Linked DNA regions of Homo sapiens: region 1 is linked to region 2. Evidence: read pairs that join two places in POLR2A ChIA-PET (ENCODE). Cell type or tissue: GM12878. All regions are shown on one strand. Each heading gives the region's core, and the rest is flanking DNA. Links, peaks and the distances in the headings are about the cores only.

The links. Peaks named below come from ENCODE experiments on the same cell type or tissue, not always from the same donor. Only the 100,000 strongest peaks of a DNase experiment are listed, where the experiment ranks them.
Region 1: POLR2A ChIA-PET joins it to region 2 with 6 read pairs; 2 of 35 experiments call an interaction of 5 or more read pairs at or near these places.

The regions. Positions count from the first base shown.
Region 1 is chr3:58,498,907-58,506,214 of GRCh38, reverse strand. It overlaps KCTD6 (potassium channel tetramerization domain containing 6), which reads right to left. Exons shown (of 3, transcript NM_001128214.2): 3 at 3,859-5,269. The coding sequence ends at 4,583. It overlaps ACOX2 (acyl-CoA oxidase 2), which reads left to right. Exons shown (of 15, transcript NM_003500.4): 15 at 929-1,079. The coding sequence ends at 991. Among named protein-coding and RNA genes, the nearest start is that of KCTD6, 10 kb to the right of the region's middle. In GM12878, for the core only: no CTCF peak of the experiment used is centred there; no DNase peak of the experiment used is centred there.
Region 2 is chr3:58,353,403-58,360,710 of GRCh38, reverse strand. All of the region lies in intron 1 of PXK (PX domain containing serine/threonine kinase like), which reads right to left. LOC105377106 (a long non-coding RNA gene) reads left to right here and starts at 6,368. Exons shown (of 3, transcript XR_940876.3): 1 at 6,368-6,416; 2 at 6,705-6,806. In GM12878, for the core only: no CTCF peak of the experiment used is centred there; no DNase peak of the experiment used is centred there; H3K4me3 peaks cover 757 bases; H3K27ac peaks cover 754 bases.

The sequences.
Region 1 (7,308 bases), core at 1,175-6,174, 150 kb before region 2:
GCATTAAATACATCTACTGATTCATTCATTCAACAATTCAACAAATATTTACTAAGTACATACTTTGTGCCAAAAACTATTCTAGATACTGAAGATACACTGGAGAACAAGAGTCATAAACCCAGACTGAGTGCAGTGGCTCAAGCCTGTAATCCCAGCACTTTGGGAGGCTGAGGCGGGTGGATCACTTGAGGTTAGGAGTTTGAGACCAACCTGGCCAACATGGCAAAACTCCGTCTCTATTAAAAATACAAAAATTAGCCAGGTGTGGTGGTGCACCCCTGTAATCCAAGGTACTCGGGAGGCTGAGGCACAAGAATCGCTTGAACCCAGGAGGCGGAAGTTGCAGTGAGCCAAAATCGCACCACTGCACTCCAGCCTGGGCAACAGAGCAATACTGTCTCCAAAAAAAAACAGTCAAAAGCCCAGTGTTCGAGGAGCTTACAGTTTTAGTGTAGACAGGCACACACACACACACAAAGTAAATATTATAAAAGATGAGACTAGAACTAAGAAACAAAGAATCAAGACACTGAATTACAGCATAATGAGGATAACCTAGTCGGACCTAGAATACTGCTTATATGATCCCTATCTGGTTCCTTGCTTTGTGATTAATGTTCAGTTTCAGAGAGCCTCAAAGAGTCAAGCCTTTTATTTGTATGAAATTCCAAAAGCAAGTGATAAGCTGTGTTTTTAATTGGCCACCTGCATCCACAATTTAAAATCTGCATGAGAAAAGGAAGGATGCCCTTTGGAAAAAATGTTTCTCCATATGTTCACACAAAATGAGTCTTAGAAATAATTTTTAAAATTAAGAATCTTACGTAATGTTACTTTTTGAAGCTAGAGACTTAATTTGAAAGTGAAAGTCATTAATCCTGGCAGAAATGTACTGTGTTAATAATGCGTTTCTTTCTACAAACAGGAGAACCCTGCCTATGAGGAATATATAAGACCACTTTTACAAAGTTGGAGATCCAAGCTATGAAATAACCAACAGTATTCAAGAAGCAACCAGCACCATCATGTGATAATGGTACTATGGCATATATGCAACATTAAAATTTTAAATTAGATATTTATGTTTTAGAGTCATTATCTTTTAGATACAGTCTGAAGTGATATATGTGAAATAATATCTGTGATTTACTTCAAAATAATCCATAGGAGAAAAAAGCCAAAGTGAACAGTTGTTGAAGCTGGTCAATGGGCAGGTACATGAGTGTTCATTACACTATCCTCTCTACTTCTGAATGTGTTTGCAATTTCCAGTGGGGCGTGGTGGATCATGCCTGTAATCCCAACACATTAGGAGGTCAAGATGAGAGGATCACTTGAGCCTAGAAGTTCGAGACCAGCCTGAGCAACATAGAGAGATGCCATCTCTACAAAAATAACTATCTCACGCCTGTAATACCAGCACTTTGGGAGGCCGAGGCAGGTGGATCACGAGGTCAGGAGATCGAGACCATCCTCGCTAACACGGTGAAACCCCGTCTCTACTAAAAATACAAAAAAAGTAGCCAGGCGTAGTGGTGGGCGCCTGTAGTCCCAGCTACTTGGGAGGCTGAAGAAGGAGAATGGTGTGAACCCGGGAGGCGGAGGATGCAGTGAGCCGAGATCGCGCCACTGCACTCCAACCTGGGTGACAGAGCGAGAGTCCGCCTCAAAAAAAAAAAAAAAAAAAAAACTGGCCAGGCATGGGGGTACATGCCTGTGGTCCCAGCTATAGGGAGGCTGATTGCCTGAGCCCAGGAGGTTGAGGCTGCAGTGAGCCGTGATCACATCACTGCATTCCAGCCTGAGCAACAGAGTAAGAACCTATCTCGAAAAAGAAAAAGAAAGAAATTTCCCACAGTAAAAAAACCGTACCACTGTCCATTTATAGCATCTATTTGGTTAAATACAAGGATTTTGCTGTAGATCTAGCAAAAGCCAATAGGCTCATTAGTTAGTGTGTTTTTCGCACACATTTATCCTTGGGTTTAAAAGGACACACATACATGCACACACACAATCCTCCTAAGTGCGTATACTTGCTGTAATCTAAATAAAATACAGCTCTAAGAATGCAACTATCATTTTTTAAAAATCAACTCTTCCACAGTGATGATTTAAAATTTCATTAAAAGACATAACTGTCTCAAGTTACCCAAATAAAATGAAGCTACATTTTTCATATCATTTTCAATTGCCCAATTAGACAAAACACTCTAAATGTCACTAGACAAGTAAAATGGCAAAAAAAAAAAAAAAAAAAAAAAAAATTCAGCTGGCTACTTTTCCTAATTTACTCATATAAACAATCATTTCATTGTTAATAATCAGTAAATTTGAGAAAATTTACCAAAAGCAAACTTATCTCCAGTAAACAGGACAAGGAAGAGGCCTCATAAGTTTTTAACTTTTAAAAACTTGGGATGGGCGCAGTGGCTCATACCTGTAAACCCAGCACTTCGGGAGGCCAGGGCAGGTGGATCACCTGAGGTCAGGAGTTCAAAACCAGCATGGTCAACATGGTGAAACCCTATCTGTACTAAAAATACAAAAATTAGCCGGGCATGGTGGCGCACACCTGTAATCCCAGCTACTCAGGAGGCTGAAGCAGGAGAATCACCTGAACCTGGGAGGCACGGGTTGCAGTGAGCCAAGATCGCGCCACTACACTCCAGCCTGGGTGACAAGAGTGAGACTCTGTCTCAAAAATAAATAAATAAAAATCATTTAAAAATAAAATAAAAATAAAAACTGGAAACTAGTATTATTCCTATTTCCCCACTTGTTTTCAACCCAAATCATTTTATTTCATATTGACCTCAGCTAGCTCAACAACACGTAACTGGTTGGGCCTTTTTTTTTTTTAAGGTAACTATCAAATCAATTTTAAATACAAGATAATTTTCCAAAATGATAACCTTGTACTCGTATATTGATTTACTGAAACCACAGCAACCTGTCAATAACATCAAAGGATCTTAGTTTGAAGATGGTGAAAATAGGGTAATTACAGGTTTCTGGATGTGGGTCATTTGTCACATTTTAAAATAAATTTTCAGAGACGTGGGCAAAAATAGACATAAGGAAGTGTTGTCATCTTCCTTGCAGAGAGAGAACCTCAGAATATTCTCACAGAGAGAAGGAGAAAAGGAGTGGCCTGCTTGCCCCAGGGCACACAGCCTCAGAGCTCCACTCTTCCCTTAGAAAATAGGGAATAAATTACATGACTTCCTTTTATACTGTGGTCTAACAAAGTAGGAAGTCTCAGTACAATTAAAATAATCCTTCCTATGAGTTACTTTCAAGAAATAGAAGCACATGAACTATGCAAAATAAGACTACAGTGAAATAAATAAAAGTACGTGTATTTCTCCAAGTACGTGCATTTCTCCAACCGTTCTAGGTCATTCATTCACTGCAGTTTGTTTCTTCTCTTCAGAAATAAACTTAACTTTGTTAACAAAATACATTTGTCGATTACCACAAAACATGAGCATAAAGGGCTAAAGTCATTTTGTTCCTGTGCTTAGCACAAAACTGAAATAATGGTCATAGAACTGTGGGCAATTAAAGTAAAATCTGTAACCTTCAACATAAATTCTTTTGAAAAAATATGAAAAACTGTATGTTCACTGTTCAAATATGCACCCTTTTAGTCAAAATTAATAATTCCATCCATCCTTGTTTCAGTGACGCAACAGTTCTTATAAACTGCAACCTAAGATCCCACTGTGTCCTCTCAAATCAAATACAAATGTGCTATGGGCAGTAAACACTGGGACATAAACAATGCATATTTTAGACAAGAAATATGATTTTCTCCCCTTAAGTAATAATAATCAATAAATACAAACTTAATTTTCATATTTCATTTTTTATTAGTTTTGTTTTTTTTTTCTGGTAGACAGTACACTTGGGAATTATACTGCACCAGGCATAAAGAGTAAGTTTTCTACCACAGGGACATTTTGTATTCAGAATTCAATATAAATATTTCTAGTCAGACATTTCCATGGCTACAGATATTTGGTTCCTTGATTTATATGCATAGAAAGAAACAGTTGTCATAACTGTAAAAAGCAGTACTTAATAAGTACTTTTAAATGATTGGAACAGTTTTCCTTTAATATTACAATACTACTTATTTATTGGTTTGGAAACTAGGTCACCCTACATGATGTTTTGATTTTTCTCAAAGGCATCATGAGTACTCTGCTTATTCTTTCATTCTTGTATTTTTAGCCTTCTAGTTGAGTTAGGGACCATTTTATCAGAAATCATTTTAGCACTGTAATAAGAAAAGCTCTGTTAAGGGTAGATTATATACCATAATGATTTTCAGACTTCTTTTTATAAAAAAGGTATCTGGAGACTCTGAACAGGCACATGCATACTCAGGGGGAAGGGAACAAAACATGGAGGAGTCTGCCAAAGCACAAAACTTCCTTCTGGTCCTCACTGCCTTCAAATAAATACAACTATTTAAAAGAAAAAAAATATCTCACACTGTGATTTAAAAAAAAAAATCAGTATCTTCCATTTCCTGGAGAGTCTTTCCAGGAACCTGTGGCAGGGTCGGAGATCAGTCGTCTGTCTTCCGGGCTAGCCTACAGAAAGTCCAGTTGTGCTCCACTGTGTTTTCATTGGCCCGCTCACTCATGTGATGCACCCGGGTGTTGCGGATCGTGAAACCTTGTTTTGTAATGTATTCCATCAGGTGGACCCTAAGAGAAACTTCCTGGTGATAATCACAGGGTCCAAAAGTAAAGGAAACCTGGCAGTCTCTGGTGTCCATCATGTGCTTATTCCACTTGGTAAAATAATTTGAGATGCCTTCTAGTAAGGAATGGACCTTAGTGGTGATGGTTAGTTGCGTTATGATGACAGCCACTGGGTTGGAGTACTTAGAAAGCTTCCGAGTACTAGACAGCTCCACAACTTCTTCAAAAGTATCCATGGGATACAAAGGCTTAGGATCATTGAGACACTGAATCAAGGGCTCAATCTGGTAAAAATCTGCTTCTTTCCGAAGCAGATCAAATTCCTTAAAATCCAACGGTAAGGTCAATTCTGAAGTTCTTAAGAAGTTGAGGACATATCGGAAAAGAGGTCCATCTCGATCAATAAAGTAATTGCCTTGAGGGTCTCGAGCTGTGGGGAAGTCCCCCCCAAACATAGCTCCAAGCATGGAATCCGGGTAACGCGTCAATGTGGTGAGAGACGTTGTATACAAGTGTCCACCTACATTTAATGTGACTGGGTCAGTCATCTGAAATTTGTAAAGAAATGATCAGTCATCTGAAATTTTTAAATACTAACTTTGACAAATTAAGAAAGTAAGTGATACTGAGCAAAGCCCAAGATTCTTTCAGGCTATAATGTATTTAGTAATCCTCTAATGCAAAATGACTTTACTACCAGCAATAAACCCACCCAGATGAAGTGATCTAACATTTGCTTTCAATAGAAAAAAAAAGGAGAAATCCAATTTCTCTTTAAAGACTTATGCTAAGAATACAGGGCATTGACTTCCAGAGCCAAATCATTTCAGGCCCATTATCTATAGAGTTTTCAGGCCAGAATATATGTGGGAAGGGAAAAGCCACGCTAAAATACACTTATTTTTTTCTGATTTTTTTTTAAGGCTTGCATTTTTCTGAATTTAATTTAACATTAGATAGAATTAAAATGATCTGATAATATAGACATTTACTTTCAATATTTCTTTGGTTTCTCCCCCTCAAACAAAAGGAACAAACTATGAAATTTGTTTTTAAAATAAAAATTTGGGCCAGGTACAGTGGCTCATACCTGTAATCCTAGCACTTTGGGAGGCCGGGGCAGGCAGATTGCCTGAGCTCAGGAGTTCAAGACCAGCCTGGGCAACATGGCAAGACCCCATCTCTATTAAAAATACAAAAAAAAAAAAAAAAAAATTCACTGGGTGTGGTGGCCTGAGTAGTCCTAGCTACTTGGGAGGCTGAGGTATGAGAATCACTTGAACCCAGGAGGCACAGGCTGCAGTGAGCCAAGATCATGCCACTTCACTTCAGCCTGGGCGACACAGAGAGATTTTGTCTCCAAAAAAAAAAAATTATTTAAATTAAATTAAAAACTGTGCAGACCTAATCTTGGTAACTTTTTCATGGAAGTGATACTTTCAAATACTAAGTTAAAATATACAGTTTAGTCAATACAACCAAGCCAGAAAAGCATCACATACCCAAAAGCTTACAGCAGCCATAAAATTTCATAATCTGATAGTGTATTCACTTTTGTAACATTAATGCTGCAATCTGGCCTTTAATTCTGAGAAGCAAGCTTCTCTTAAAAAACATACCTTCAGTTTTAGAAATACTATTTACGAAAAAAATAGGCCAGGTGTGGTGGCTCACACCTGTAATCCCAGCACTTTGGGAGGCCAAGGAGGGTGGATCACTTGAGCCCAGGAGTTGCTGACCAGCCTGGGCAACATGACAAAACTCCATCTCTACAAAAAATACAAAATATTAGCCACACATGTTGGTGCCCACCTATCGTCTCAGCTACTCAGGAGGCTGAGGTGGGACAATCACCTGAGCTTGGAAAGTCATGAGCCGAGATCACGCCATTGCACTCCAGCCTAGGGAAAAGAGCAAGACCCTGTCTCGAAAAAAAAAAAAAAAAAGGAAGAAAGAAAAAAGAAAGGCAGACAGAGACTTCAGGTATAGGCAAGTAAAATATACCTTACACCAAAGGAATAGAAAAATAGGGAGACATATGCACACACAAAAAATGCAAGTGGGGAGAAGAGGCACTTTCTCAACCATTAATCTCCCAAACCACAACAAAATATCCTCCAAACTCACTAGATCCCTTTGTAGTCACTATTCATGAAGAAAGAGTCTTCAGAGCAACACACTTGAAAAAATAAAAAATCACGTTACCTCTCCAGTGATTATAAAAAGTATTTGGAAAATCCATTTTGAGTTTGATTCCATTAAAACACCAAACAAAGGCAGAGGATCGTTTGAGGTCAGGAGTTCGAGATCAGCCTGGCCAACATGGTGAAACCCCGTGTCTACTAAAAATACAAAAATTAGCCAGATGTGGTGGTGCACGCTGATAATCCCAGCTACTCAGGAGGCTGAGGCAGGAGAATCTCTTGAACCTAGGAGGTGGAGGTTGCAGTGAGCCAAGATCGCGCCACTGCACTCCAGCCTGGGCAAGAAGGCGAGACTCCACATAAAAAAAATTAAATAAAAATTTAAAAAACACCACACAAGACAAAAACGCCTCCAAAATACATCTAAACTAAGTAAAAGGGGG
Region 2 (7,308 bases), core at 741-5,740:
ACAGGCATGCACCACCACCCTCGGCTAATTTTTGTATTTTTTGTAGAGACGGTGTTTCACCATGTTGCCCAGGCTGGTCTCAAACTCCTGGACTCAAGTGATCTGCCCACCCTGGGATTACAGGTGGGATTATAGGTATGAGCCACTGTGCCCAGCCTGGAGCTGGGATTACAGGTATGAGCCACTGCGCCCAGCCTGTTTTACTAACTTTGAGTGGTATCATATAGGCATTACTCACGGTCACTACTCAACAAATCCTTTCTACTGAATTGATTCCACTGATTTAAATAGGTTATTTAGAAAATAAAGCCAAATGAGACGTTAACCTGGTAACTACATTTTAAAATTGATCGTATTACACTATCATTCATTTATATGCTGTTTATTTGGCAAAGACTGATAAATTCCAAATAAGCAGGAACTTCTGCCTCTCCTGGATTATGTTAAGGATGGTACATTCAACGTTCAACAATATCCGCTCAATTATTATGTACTTGGCATGGTTTTATATGGGGTTATAAAACATTTCAAAACTGACTTGTGTAGTGTGACAAATCTCTCCCTCTATTTTTTTTTAAAGATAAGGTGTTACTCTGTCATCCACGCTAGAGTACAATGGCATGCGGCCTCGACCTCCTGGGCTCAAGCAGTCCTCCCACCTCAGCCTCCTGAGTGGCTAGGACTACAGGTGCGCTCCACCAACTCCAGCTAATTTTTAAATTTTTTGTAGAAACGGGGTCTCAGTATGTTGCTCAGGCTGGTCTCGAACTCCTGGCCTCCAGCAATTCTTCTGTCTCAGCCTCCCAAAGTGCTGGGATTATAGGCATGAGCTACCATGCCCAGCCTCAGGCAAATCTCTTAAGCAATAAGCTAATGCAATTATTTCTGAATACATAAAGATAAAATGCTAAAAACAACTGACAGTCTTACATTTGGAGATCAGTCCTTTAGCATTTAAATGTTCTTGTCAACTTAGGTTCGTTTTACTGACACATTTTCTTGGCTTTTACATTCTTATAGAAATGTAAATTGGCATGTATAATTGGATAACTCCAAACAACTACACATAAACATGTTTTTTTTATGTCTAGAGGGAAAAAATGTTAAATCACAAAAATCACTTTGCGCATCGATTGCTTCATGTATCAGAGGAATAATTTTTTTTCTTTTTTTTTTTTTTTGAGACAGAGTCTCACTCTGTGGCCAGGCTGGAGTGCAGTGGCGCGATCTCGGCTCACTGCAACCTCTGACTCCCTAGTTCAAGCGATTCTCCCACCTCAGCCTCCCGAGTAGCTGGGATTTACAGGCACGCACCACCATGCCTGGCTAATTTTTGTATTTTCAGTAGAGAGGGGGTTTCACCATGTTGGTCAGGATGGTCTCGATCTCCTGACCTCGTGATCTGCCCACCTCGCCCTCCCAAAGTGCTGGGATTCCAGGCGTGAGCCACTGCGCCTGGCCATCAGAGGAATAATTTTAATGTTTAAAATTCCAGCTCAATGTTGGGCACTTAGAAGCTACTAAGTAAGCATTTGCTGGTCTCCTTTATATAAACACATATAAACTACATAGCTTTGAGTTTAAAGTTTGGACATGTGTTTTTATGAAGATGTTGCTGCCAATTGTGAGCATGGACTAAGCACCTATCACGTTCCAAACCCGTGCTTTGTTCATGCTGGGGAAATGATTCTCAACAGAAAAGTGCATTCTGACGAAAAAGGTACTGCATTCCATTCCTTTCCTGTGTATAGATATAATTTAGATTAAAAAAATAAACTTGGCTTTAAAACAAGCAATAATGTTTGGGGAAAGCATTTGGCATATGGGAAGCAGTAGCAGCAAGACAATGCCTGCGTCCTGATGTCAGGCTGTGACATCCCAAAATGATATCCTAGTTAATGTTTCTGCCAAGACACTCTATGTTTAGGTCAGTGTTCTTAAAAGCGGGGGTGATTCTGCTCAGCAGACATCTGGTAATGCCTGGAAACATTTTAGGTTGTCACAGGGGACAGGAGTGCTACCTAATAGGTAGTGGCCAGGAATGCTGCTAAATGTCCTGTAATGCACAGGAGACCCCCACAACAAAGAGCCATCTGACCCCAAATGTCAAAGTACCAAGGTTGAGAAACTGGGGATCAGGTGAGTAGAAGAGGTCACACCAGCCCATGGAGGCTTGGGATACAGGATGGAGTGGGAGTTACTTCTGCTGTCACCTGCCCTGGACCGTGGCCCACTGCTATCCTACATGCAACACCATTTGTAGCATGTGCATGTCTACCTACAGGGTGCGCTTAGTTACTGGTAGCCCCAAGGCACCACCCATACCCATTGTATTTCCCCTGTAAAGGAACATTAAGAATGAGCCTCCAGAAGTAGAGTAGGATGGTGGTTACCACAGGGTGGCAGTGGGAGTAGACCAAGAAAGAGATGATGCTGGTGGAAGGTTTCAAGTAAGACACGAAGAATATGCTGTGGTGATCTACTGCACACCATGGTGATTGTAGTCAATAATAATGCATATATCAAAATGACTAAAACAGTGGATTTTAAATGTTCTCACCACAAAGAAATGATAACTACATGAAGTGATAATATGTTCATTGGCTTGATTCAATTATTCCACAAAGTATATATAGTTATGCACTGCATAATGACATTTCAGTCACAACAGACCACAAATATCATGATGGTCCAGTAAGATTAGGTTTTCTTTCTTGGTTTTTTTGTTTTTTTGTTTTTTTGTTTTGAGACAGAGTCTCACTTTGTCACCCAGGCTGGAGTGACATGCAGTGGCATGCAGTGGCATGATCTCACTTCACTGCAACCTCTGCTTCCCGGGTTCATATAATTCTCCTGCCTCAGCTTCCCAAGTAGCTGGGATTACAGGTGCCCACCACCAAGCCAGGCTAATTTTTGTATTTTTAGTAGAGATGGGGTTTCACCATGTTTGCCAGGCTGGTCTGTAACTCCTTACCTCAAAGTGATCCGCCCACCTTGGCCTCCCAAAGTGCTAGGATTACATATAGGTGTCAGCCACAACGCCTGGCCAAGGTCTAATAAGATTATAATGGAGCTAAAAACATTTCTATTGCCTAGTGACATCACAGATGTCTTAACATTATAGCGCAATGGATTACTCATGTGTTTGTAGTATGGTGGTGTAAATAAACCTACTGCTTTTTATAGTTATTTCAGAGTATACTCCTTCTACTTAGAAATGAAAGGTAACTGTAAAACAGCCTCAGACAGGTCCTTCAGGAGGTGTCCAGAAGGCATTGCTATCATAGGAGAGCTCCATGTGTGTTATTGCCCCAGAAGACCTTCCAGTGGGACAGGATGTGGAAGTGGAAGACAGTCATACTGATGATCTTGATACTGTGTAGGCCCAGGCTAATGTGTGTGTTTATGTCTTAGTTTTTGTTTTTTTTTTTTGAGACAGAGTCTCGCTCTGTTGCCCAGGCTGGAGTGCAGTCGCACAATCTCGGCTCACTGCAACCTCTGCCTCCCAGGTTCAAATGATTCTCCTGCCTCAGCCTCCCACGTAGCTGGGACTACAGGCGTGTGCCGCCACGCCCGGCTAATTTTTGTATTTTTAGTAGAGACGGGGTTTCACCATGTTGGCCAGAATGGTCTCCATCTCTTGACCTCATGATCTGCCTGCCTCAGCCTCCCAAAGTGCTGGGATTACAGGTGTGAGCCACCGCGCCCAGCCTGAAGTTTTCTAGATTGCTCGATATACCAACCAGCCTAATCAAAAGGGAACTGTTTTCACCTCAAGTTTCCAATGCTGTGAACAAAAAAAAAAAAAGAGGCCGGGCGCAGTGGCTCACGCCTCTAATCCCAGCACTTTGGAGGCTGAGGAAGGTGGATCACAAGGTCAGGCGTTCAAGACCAGCCTGGCCAACATAGTGAAACCCCGTCTCTACTAAAAATACAAAAATTAGCCGGGCATGGAGGTACGCATCTGTAGTCCCAGCTACATGGGAGGCTTAGGCAGGAGGATCACTTGAACCCAGGAGGCGGAGGTTGTGGTGAGCCGAGATTGCACCACTGCACTCCAGCCTTGGCAACAGAGCAAGACTCCGTCTCAAAAAAAAAGAAAAAAAAAACACAGCTGCCTACTGCTTGCAACCAAGCTGTAGCTCTTATTAAAGTAAAGAGAAGAGAGCCCTGGAGACCAGCAGAAACTCGACATTTGAAGTCAGGCCTCTACCTCCTGAGCTGGAGTCAGCAGCCTGGGATCCTCCAATGAATCATTCCCATCTTTACTGCCCTCTCCGATGTGGAACAGGATCGACAGAGTACATAAAAGAGAAGATAAAGCACCAAGGCCCATCAGGCATGGAAAGGAGAGCTAACAGCCCTGCAGGGCAGACCTGAGTCAGACGGATTTCAGCCTGCCACCAAACCCTGCCATCTGCTGCCACTTCCCCAAAGGGCCCACTCCTTTCTGCCCCTCCTCTTGACACAACACCCCCTATCTTGGCATGCCAGGGAGGCTGCTGTGTCAAGCCCTAGCATGTGGGCATTCTGGCAAATCACTGAGGTCTGGTGCTGAAGTTTTTCAAACTGGAAATGCACTTGCACCAGGACCACGTGATTTCTGACTTAAGTGAGGGAGGAAAAGAGATAATTAACTTAAAACCAGTACTGATCATGTGCTGGGAATTTTGCTAAGCCCCTAACCCAATACTTCTCATTAATCCTCACAGCCACCCTAGGTGGTAGATCTCAGCTCAGCGAGATCGAATGAGCTATCCAAGGTGGCATAGCTAGGATGCAGCTGGCTGGGAACTGGAACCCAAGTCCTGCTGACTCCCAAGACCCTCCAACCTGCCAGACATAGCTGGCAACCCGGGGAAGTCCTGAGGCCAGGCTCTTTCTGCAATTTGGAAAGGTGGGAGTCCTCACTAGTCCATGGACTGAGCTGGTTCACCCCAATGATGTAGACCCACTGACTCTTACCTGAGGGTGCAGAGGTGGGGGCTGTTATTCCCACACCTTTGGAATTGATTAATGCTCCCAACACTGGCCGTGCCATTTTCCAAGTAAGCATCCCCATTTGCAATTTGTTTTCCTGAGTTTCTGAAAGGGTATGTGGGATTTCACTGCACAGTAGTAGGTACTCAAAGGTACCTCGGTTTGGTGAAATTTTAGGAAAACTAAGTAGGAAAACGTATTTTGAACCTTTCTGGCCCCAAATTACTTTAGTGAGGCTACAAACACAAATTACTTTGAAATAAACGTGTTAAGTCGCTCAAGCCAAAACTTACGCAAACCTTCAAACCAGCCTAGCCCACGTAATTCTCTCTTCCCTTTCGGCACAGCTATCAGATGTGCCGTGAAACTTGAAGTACAGAAAAAGACACCAGCAGCTGTTCAGAGATGTTTTGCAGAACCTGTCAGTGTTCCCACCTCTCTACCCCTAAGGCAGAGCATCTCAACCCTGCTGCATTCTAGAATCACCTAGAGAACTTGAAAAGATACCTACACTTGTGCCCTCACAGATTCTGATTTAATTTGTCTGGCCTGGGCACAGGCATTAGCGGGTCTTCTGTTTTTTCTTTTTTTTTTTTTCCTTTTCTTTGAGACAGAGTCTCACTTTGTTGCCCAGGCTGGAGTAAAATTCACAATCTTGGCTCACTGTAACCTCTGCCTCTGTCTCCCAGGTTCAAGCGATTCTCGTACCTCAGCCTCCCAAGTAGCTGCGACTACAGGCGCACACCACCATGCTTGGCTAATTTTTGCAATTTTAGTAGAGACGGGATTTTACCATGTTGGCCAGGATGGTCTCGAACTCCTGACCTCAGGTGATCCCACCTGCCTCAGTCTCCAAAAGTGTTGGGATTACAAGCGCGAGCCACTGCCACCACACCTGGCCAGCAGGTCTTAAATGTTCCTCAGTTGATACTAATGTGCAGCCAGGGGTGAGAACCATTGTTCTAAACCTCTTAAAGAAATCGGGCCAGGCGCGGTGGCTCATGCTTGTAATCCCAGCACTTTGGGAGGCCGAGGTGGGCGATTCACAAGGTCAGGAGTTCGAGACCAACCTGGCCAACATGATGAAACCCCCATCTCTACTGAAGATACAAAAAAATTAGCCAGGCACGATGGTGGGCGCCTGTAATCCCAGCTACTCAGGAGGCTGAGGCAGGAGAATCGCTTGAACCTAGGAGGTGGAGGTTGCAGTGAGCTGAGATCAGGCCACTGCACTCCAGCCTGTGACAGAGTGAGAGACTCAGTCTCAAAAAAAAAAAAAAAACTAGGAAGCAGCTCCACACCACAAAAATAAAAAACCTTGCATGAGTGGAAGGAAACAGATGACGCAACCACCAACCAAACCTCATAATCTCCTCTACTCTCACCCATATCTCCCCACCTCCTCTTAAGGACTCAGCTCGTCTGTCTTTTTGGGGGTACGGTTGGTATCTAACCTGAGCCTCTAGAAATCCCTCACACTGGGCTCTGTAGTGGTGGCTCCCATAGGCACCACTCACACTATCTGCCAATGCCGTTTAAAGGAGCAAGAAAGAACTATTTCCCTCTGCTGGAGGAAATGAGTCTCTGAAGGATAGATGCCTTGACTAGAAAGTGGTGGATCTGGGAGAGGAGGCAGGCCTGTTTGTCTCCAGTGCCCATCAGCCACACCACCCCTCTGGGTTCACTCCGAAACTCACTTCTCCCCTGGCACTTTCTCTTCATAGGAAGGCCTGAAAAGAATGCTGAAAACAAGTGACCTGGCTGGAATCTACCACCACGCTACTTCTCTGCTCCAGGACCTTCCATGGCTCCCACTGGCTCACAGGGTAAATCCAAATTCCTCAGCCTAGCTTCCAAATTCTTCTACCACCTGACCAAACTGTCCTAACCCTTTCTTCCCATGCAAACCCTCCTCTACCCAGTCAGACTGTTTATAACCTAAATATCCCTTACTTATGCCCCTCTTTTCGCTGTTCTACCTATTCAAAATCACAGTGTCACACAGCACAACAGCTGCAGCCATAGGCAGCAGTCCACATCATCCTAGAGGACAGCAAGGTTTCTGAGGAAATTCTCATAGAATTCAGCTTGCAGGACTTCTGCTTAGCTCACTGGCCACCTGCCTGGCCACTTACAGTCCTTAATATTTCACTTAGAATTAGTGATTACTCCTTGCTCTGCTAAGTAGTCATTATTTACTGTCGTTTCATCTGCAGATTTTCAGTGCTAGAACCTACCTTTGTTTTGTTTCAATTTTTCTGCAATCTAATAATATGCAAAAACTGCCCCAAAACAAATGAAAATGTTAAGGGTTTTTAAAGGCATCTG